Linked DNA regions of Homo sapiens: region 2 is linked to region 1. Evidence: chromatin contacts called from ENCODE Hi-C or POLR2A ChIA-PET data. All regions are on one chromosome and are shown on one strand. Each heading gives the region's core, a stretch centred on a gene start or an enhancer-like site at or near the end of the contact. The rest is flanking DNA. Distances are from core to core; before and after follow the strand shown. Region 1 overlaps POU2F2 (POU class 2 homeobox 2). Region 2 overlaps LIPE-AS1 (LIPE antisense RNA 1).

Region 1 (3,531 bases), core at 637-3,136:
TGTTGTCTGTCTGGTTTTCACCCATTCATGTTGTCTGTCTGGTTTTCATAAGCCTTAGAGCTGTGGCCAAGTTTCAGGGCAGTGAAGGTCGTGGGAAGCCCTACAGCAAAGCCACCTGTTTAACTTCCCTTAGCCTGGCGTTTCCCTCAGTGACTGCTCCACAAAAGGCTTTTCTCTCACTCCGTCCAACCACTTCCACAGAACCCTAGATATAGATGCTGTCCATGCAGGGAGCTGTCCAGCCCTGGTAAGGCTGTTCCCTTGTTACAGTTCACCCCAATAATGGCCCGTTCCATTATTGGCCAATGCTCCCATTTGGGACTTTCCTTAACACTGAGCTGATAACCTGCCTCCTTAGAACTTCCTTCCACTGGGCCTGGTTCTGTGGAGACACTCTGTAAACTGGGCGCATGGCTCCGTGATGGCTCTTGTAGATGTAGCCTTTTTTTTTTGAGATGAGGTCTTGCTTTGCTGCCCAGGCTGGAGTGCAGTGGCGGATTATGGCTCACTGCAGCCTCGACCTCTTTGGGCTCAAGTAATCCTCCCACCTCAGCCTCCTGAGTAGTTGGGACTACAAGTGCATGCCACCACACCCAGCTAATTTTTTTATATATACATATTTTTTGTAGAGACAGGTTTTTGCCATGTTGCCCAGGCTGGTCTTGAACTCCTGAGCTCAAGCGATCTGCCCACCTTGGCTTCTCAAAGTGCGGGATTATAGGCATGAGCCACGGTGCTCAGCCCAGATGTAGCCTTTCAATACCTGGCTCTTGAAGTAACAGTAACTAGTCTGTTGGGTGCCACCTTTCTTCCAGGCACCATGCCAGTGATGGCCTCTTTGCTCCCATGAATCCTCCCCACAGCTGAGGCTCCAAGGGGTAAAGTGACCTGCCCCAGATTATTCTGTAAGCATGAGTGTTAGAGCCGGCCTGGAAGTCCAGGGCTCTAACCACATGATCCGCGGCTGCTGCTTTTAGCTGTCCTTCACGGAACATGGTTTCTAGCCCCTCCCACCCCGGCCACCAGAGACTCCAGCAGCAGGTGTTCCATTTGCCTTGTAGCATAGACAGCCCTTTACTGAGCAACGCCAAGGGCTTGGGGCTCTTCACTGGGGCTGAGCTCTTTTGCATCTCAGTGGCCCTGCTCTTGTTCTCTCTTTTCCCGGGAAGTCTGCTCCCTTCCTTTACCTGGACAGTTCCTCTTCATCTGAGCCCCAGCCCAGGAGTCCACACCTCTAGGAAGTCATGATGACTTCCCTCCCCCCAGCCGTGCCTGAATCTGCTCGAGGAAATATCAGTTGAAGGAACAAAGACTAGAGGATAGAAGGCAGAACAGGGCAGCCTAGCGCAGACCCAGCCAGGCCACCATCTCTGTGAGCAGCAGACATTCTTGCCTATGCACTCCTAGAGCCACCTCCCCCAGCTCCCCAGGGACCCAGCAGCAGCAAGCTGAGCCTCCACCACCTGCCGTATAGCCCAGGCCCTGATTGTCAAGGGCTCCTTAAACCCCTCCTCCTTTCCTCTCACTCCTCCTTCCCCAGCTTCCCTCAGCTCTGATCTTTCCCTTTCTGTCTTCAACAAGTGCAAAGCTGGGCCAAGTTTGTTTTCTGGGAATTCTCTCTCACAAACTGAGTTGCCCTTTGACGTCATTTCTACAACAGCACCTCCTATGGGCACTGTGCTGGGCCCAGGCTGCAGAGGGACCAGCTCTTCCTGACTTACCTACCCACTGCTCCAGCCTTCCCCGGCTCCTAGGCTCGGATGTCTCTCCCGGGCCGCATCTCATGACCTCCACCCCCCAGTCCACTTCTCATGCCTGCTAAGCTCTGATCCTGCAGTCATTCCACAAACATTTCCTGGCCTCCTGTGTGTCAGGCCATGGCAGGAAGCTGAAGACTTAGGAGTGAGTCACAGCCATCCTTGCCCCTGAGGGGCTCCCCGTCCTGCAGTGGAGCAAGCACATCAGTGAGCCACTAAGAAATGTTTCACTTGAAAGATACTAAGAAGCCCAGGAAAGAGAGTAAAAAACACTCATAAATGCTATCCCTTTGAAATTATATAAAGTACCAAGGAAAAGCCCCCCTTCCAGCCCTCTGATGTCAGCTTCCAAAGTAAATGCTGGTTAAACAGTTTGGCAGGATCCTTCCCTGCAATCTCCTAGCTTGTACAGACGAAGGGGCAATTATAATACAGTTCTATAATTTGTCTGTCCATTGCTCAGTGTGCTGCCTTCTGCCGAGGGGGCTGTGTGGATATTTACCGAATCAATGAGGGATGTTTTGCGGCAGATTTTCAATCAAGGATAGGAGAGATATCTCTCCAGGGAAGTATTTCAGAATGTCTGGGGTAGGGGCAGGCATTGATTGAAAACTTACGTTAACAGTTAAAACATCATTTTATATTGGAGAGTAGGGGGGAAAATTTCCTATTTTCCTAATAGGACCATGGCAAATAAAGCTTGACAAAATCTTTTAGGCTGCTACGACCTAGCGAGTGAAAGTTTCCCAAAGAAACCAACTGAGTGTGATGGGAATGTGGGAAGAGAAATGTGATGTGTGTCTGAGGGAATCAGGACCCACATCTGTCCAGGCTTTCAGGAGGAGGTGGGATCTGAACTCAGGGGAATGGGAAGGAGTTTGCTGGGAAGGGGCTTCCAGGCTGTGGGAATGGCAAGTGCAAAGTGAGAAAACAGGGCAGGCTGTAGCCGCACAAATAGGGATGGATGAGCTGGGAGGGAGGAGCCAAAGCCCAAGTCCAGGTGGCTGAAGAAGACTCAGGAATATTTGGCTCAGATCACTGAAAAGGCCTGGTCTGGAATATCAGGCCCAGCTCCAGGGGTCTGTCTCCCTGTTTCATTGTAGGGCAGGTAAAATGGGTGTCAGCATTTCCAGACTTGTAGCTATCCTGCCCAGGGAGATAAAATACGTCCCCTGGGCCGGGCAGGGTGGCTCAGGCCTGTAATTCCAGCACTCTGGGAGGCCGAGGTGGGCGGATCGCTTGAGGTCAGGAGTTCAAGACCAGTCTGGCCAACATGGTAAAACCCCGTCTCTACTAAAAGTACAAAAATTAGCCGGCCGTGGTGGCATGCGCCTGTAATCCTAGCTACTCGGGTGGCTGAGGCAAGAGAATTGCTTGAACCCAGGAGGTGGAGGCTGCAGTGAGCCAAGATCGTGCCACTGCACTCCAGCCTGGGCAACAGAGTGAGACTCTGTCTCAATAAAATAAACAAACAAAAACACGTCCCCTGGCTAGATTTGAGCCCTTGCCCTCGACCCCAGAGAAGGCAAGGTCAGCCCTACCTGGACCTCGTGACTTGAGGATGGGAAAGTGTAACCCCTGAAAGAGATGGGTTCTGTTGCTTGAATAAGTTGAAGAAGGGGCAGTGGGTACCAGGCCAATCAAAACTGCCCACCTGGAGGTGTGTGGTCAGTTCATCCACAGGGCCTTGGAGTCCAGGAGCCTGGCCCAGGCATGCCAGTTGCTCCCACTGGTTCCTGGGTTGGGATCTGCTGTTGCCTGTCTGTCCTGGAAT
Region 2 (3,531 bases), core at 397-2,896, 350 kb before region 1:
GTTTCACCAAGTTGGCCAGGCTAGTCTCAAACTCTTGGCCTCAAGCAATCCTCCCACTTCAGCCTCCCAAATTGCTGGGATTAAAGCCATGAGCCACCGTGCCTGGCCCTGCCCCATTTAACTACTGCCTAGCATCCTGGTCTGAATGGAGAGAAGTAATTATAGTTCCCTACGGATGACTCATGACTCCGCAAGGCTCAAATTGCCCTGCCATCTCACTACTACAGTTTGTAAGAACAACTAACAAATCCATTTCTGGTCCCCCAGGGAACATACACTCATTCTCCACTTCTGGGTGTGCTTGAGGCCATGCTGTTGTATCTGGAGAGATGAGGGGCAAGCTGAGGGATAATTGCAGTTGCCACCTCCACCACATTCCCCCCACAGCCTTTCTTAAGGAGCCCAGTGTCTTGCCTTCCCATGGCCACTGTGTCCTAAAAGGGAGAGTCAGAAAGTGGCAAGGGGCTGGACTCACACCCCACTCTCCTGTGTCAGCTGCTGCATGACTGAGCTAGCCTGTCTGGTTCTGAGAGCTCCCAAAGGCTTGCAAGACAGACAGTTGGGTACTGTGAGAATTAGCCCCAGAAGTCCATGTTCAAAAAAAGACAAACCGTTTGTTCCTGAGGAAAGAGATCCTATTTTATTTATCTTTTTTTTTTTTTTTTTTTTTGAGATGGAGTCTCACTCTGTCGCCCAGGCTGGAGTGCAGTGGCGCGATCTCGGCTCACTGCAACCTCCGCCTCCTGGGTTCAAGCGATTCTCCTGCCTCAGCCTCCCAAGTAGCTGGGATTACAGGTGCCCGCCACCACCCCGGCTAATTTTTGTATTTTTAGTAGAAGTGGGGTTTCACCATCTTGGCCAGGCTTGTCTTGAACTCCTGACCTAGTGATCCACCTGCCTCGGCCTCCCAAAGTGCTGGGATTACAGGCGTGAGCCACCACGCCCGGCTTATTTTATTTATCTTTGAGAATTCAGCAACTGGCCCTTGTTAGATACATGAAAAACATCAGTGAAATTTAATTGTTTTTAAAGGGCAGAACGCCTACATGTTGGTTAGAAACAAGCCATAAATCTGACCAATTTCCTGCATGTCAACGTGTCGCCAGTTTTCTGGGAACAGGATGATACCTCTGTCACAGAAGCGATCAAATCCTCTAGGTCCAACTCATAAATCTAAGGGTGTGATGGCTAAACAACCAACATCTGATTTCTGAGAACTGACCTTGGACTATTCAGAAGGTATGGGAATTTCATCCTCCACCTCCCAACCCCTCACATGATTCATACCCAGGAATAAAACAAGGCAGATTTCAGACTGGATTAAGAAAATTTCTAACATCTTATCCAGCCTCTGACAAGTTACCAGGACATTGCACAAAAAGCAGAAACATAAAGAGAGCAAGCCCAGCTCCTAAATCACTTCCTCTCAGCATCAGCACATCAGCAGCCACTGATCCACATTCTGACCCACACGCATGCACCAGACACATGTAATACACTCACAAAGCTTCACCTTAAACTCTTAAGTAGCAGTGACATACAAGACATTATCACAGAACACAGAATCTCACATGTGTTACAGGAGCTCCCCGGACAATACTAACCAAACCGTAAGAATCTAACTCCACCTACCCTTCACCATATCTGTATGAATACTGGGAGCTGGAACATGCACATGTGTCTCTCTGTGCCCTGGATCTGTCAGGTTCTATGGAAAAGGGGAAATATGAAACAGAGACCCTGATGGCTATGAAAAGAATTTCCTGCTATTTGCTTCAAAGACACATAGGCAGGAAACAGTTGGGAAATCTATCAAAACAATCATAGCCTACTCTAGAAACTGAATATTAGAGAGGCAGGCAGAACAGGGAGGGAAGTCATGTTATTACTGGAACATAAGAAGTCTGTGCAATGGCAGGGAAGCTACCAACTGGGCCTCCTTCCCCAGAGCCAAAGGAAGCTCCTGCCTCCAGACTCTCCTCACCACACCCACAGTGGGCCTCTTCAGCCCTTAGAAACACAGAGCTATTCAAGAAGAGATGCAAATAAAACTCACTACTTGTTCCTTTTGGGGGAGGGAGGCACATGTGACAGAAAAAGCAGCATTCGGGGCTCTGCCACACCTGCCTCAACCTACCACTGTTAATCACAGAATCAGAACTTGAGAACACAAAAGATGATCTCACTCAAATCCAACAGCTTACAGATAAGAAAACTCCCGTCCAGAGTGAGCGAGTGACTTTCTCATGGTAACAAAGAACGTCGGTAGCTTAGCTGACACAGAACAAGGCCTCCTCACTCCCAGCCCAGAGCCTTTCCCTCACTTCTGGATCTTCCTGAGGCCAGAGTGTGTGAACATCCCCAAAACTGAGCTGCATAAAACTCTCTGATGTCCTCACCCGAGGCAGTGGGTATAACTGGACTGGCCTTCCAAACTTGCTAGTGGATGAGATGGAAGCAGAAAGATTAATACTTCCTCCTGTTTGTCTGTCTTGCTCAGCTCAGGGCCCTAGGGGAGTCACAAAAGATGAGGACACGTGAAGACTACAGCTGCAGGTAACAGGATCCCCGTTTCACATCCCAGGCTGCAATTCCACTGTCCCCCATTCACTGCTCTCAGCAGTCCCCACTCTTGAGCAGACTGAGGTGAAGCAGCTAAACTTCATGTCACTCCACCTCCATGGCAGAGCATGGCAGGCCCGAGAGAAGTCACTACAACTGCTCCCCTCCCAATGCTCATCGCCCAACCGAGCACCAAACCACATGGAGGTCCTCAGCTGGGAAGTTCCCCAACAGGACAGAGAGAGAAGTGAAACCCATCTGGGGGAGAAAAATAAATGAAAGGTAAATGTAAGAGATGCTGCCTCACAGTGCCTCCTCTGGTATAAAGGCAAGTGCAATTTTATCCACTCTTGGTCCTCCCACCCCACCCCTCCAAGAGCCCAAAGAAAGAAAGAGAGCACGGACCACATTATTGTTTTGGGTTTTGTTTGTTTGTTTGTTTGTTTGAAATGGAGTCTCGCTCTGTCGCTCAGGCTGGAGTGCAGTGGCGTGATCTTGGCTCACTGCTACCTCTACCCACTAGGTTCAAGCAATTCTCCTGCCTCAGCCTCCCTAGTAGCCGGGATTACAGGCATGCGCTACCAAAGCCTGGCTAATTTTTGTATTTTTAGTAGAGACGGGGTTCCACCATGTTGGCCAGGCTGGTCTCAAACTCCTGACCTCAGGTGATCCACCCGCCTCAGACTCCCAAAGTGCTGGGATTACAGGCGTGAACCACCGTGCCGGCCTACATTGTTAATTTTACAGAGGAACAAGACCCAAACTGTGGTGACTGAAGAAGCCAAGATTCCATTTCCTTCCAGAACCAGACATTCAGCCTTAAATCAGTAGGTCTCAAACATCAATGTTTGAGAAATTCTTCTTTCAGTTGGCCCAAGTGATAACTATAGATCTCAGGGTATTTTTTGTTTTGTTTGTTGTTGTTTTTGTTTTGAGACCGTCTCACTCTGTTGCCCAGGCTGGAGTGCA

What was found. Hi-C counts contacts between places; a loop is a spot of excess contacts on that map. ChIA-PET counts read pairs that join two places held with the same protein, here RNA polymerase II (POLR2A). Pooled maps may share reads with other maps.
Region 2: a loop to region 1 is called in a pooled map, with 2.4 times the contacts of the local background. The contact joins two enhancer-like sites. A Hi-C loop is called at or near these places in 4 of 50 pooled maps. POLR2A ChIA-PET finds 5 or more read pairs at or near these places in 4 of 52 experiments (GM10248, OCI-LY7, activated CD4-positive, alpha-beta memory T cell and 1 more).

The regions. Positions count from the first base shown.
Region 1 is chr19:42,112,071-42,115,601 of GRCh38, reverse strand. The region is part of intron 5 of POU2F2 (POU class 2 homeobox 2); the gene reads left to right. Among named protein-coding and RNA genes, the nearest start is that of POU2F2, 19 kb to the left of the region's middle. RefSeq lists an enhancer at 1,132-1,291. Within about 2 kb of position 1,886, at least 8 of the 41 ENCODE cell types and tissues checked have a DNase peak (open chromatin) inside an H3K27ac peak, as active enhancers do; they include OCI-LY7, where a contact is called at or near this core.
Region 2 is chr19:42,465,231-42,468,761 of GRCh38, reverse strand. All of the region lies in intron 1 of LIPE-AS1 (LIPE antisense RNA 1), which reads right to left. Among named protein-coding and RNA genes, the nearest start is that of CXCL17, 24 kb to the right of the region's middle. RefSeq lists enhancers at 2,671-2,880, 2,625-3,125. Within about 2 kb of position 1,646, at least 9 of the 41 ENCODE cell types and tissues checked have a DNase peak (open chromatin) inside an H3K27ac peak, as active enhancers do; they include OCI-LY7, where a contact is called at or near this core.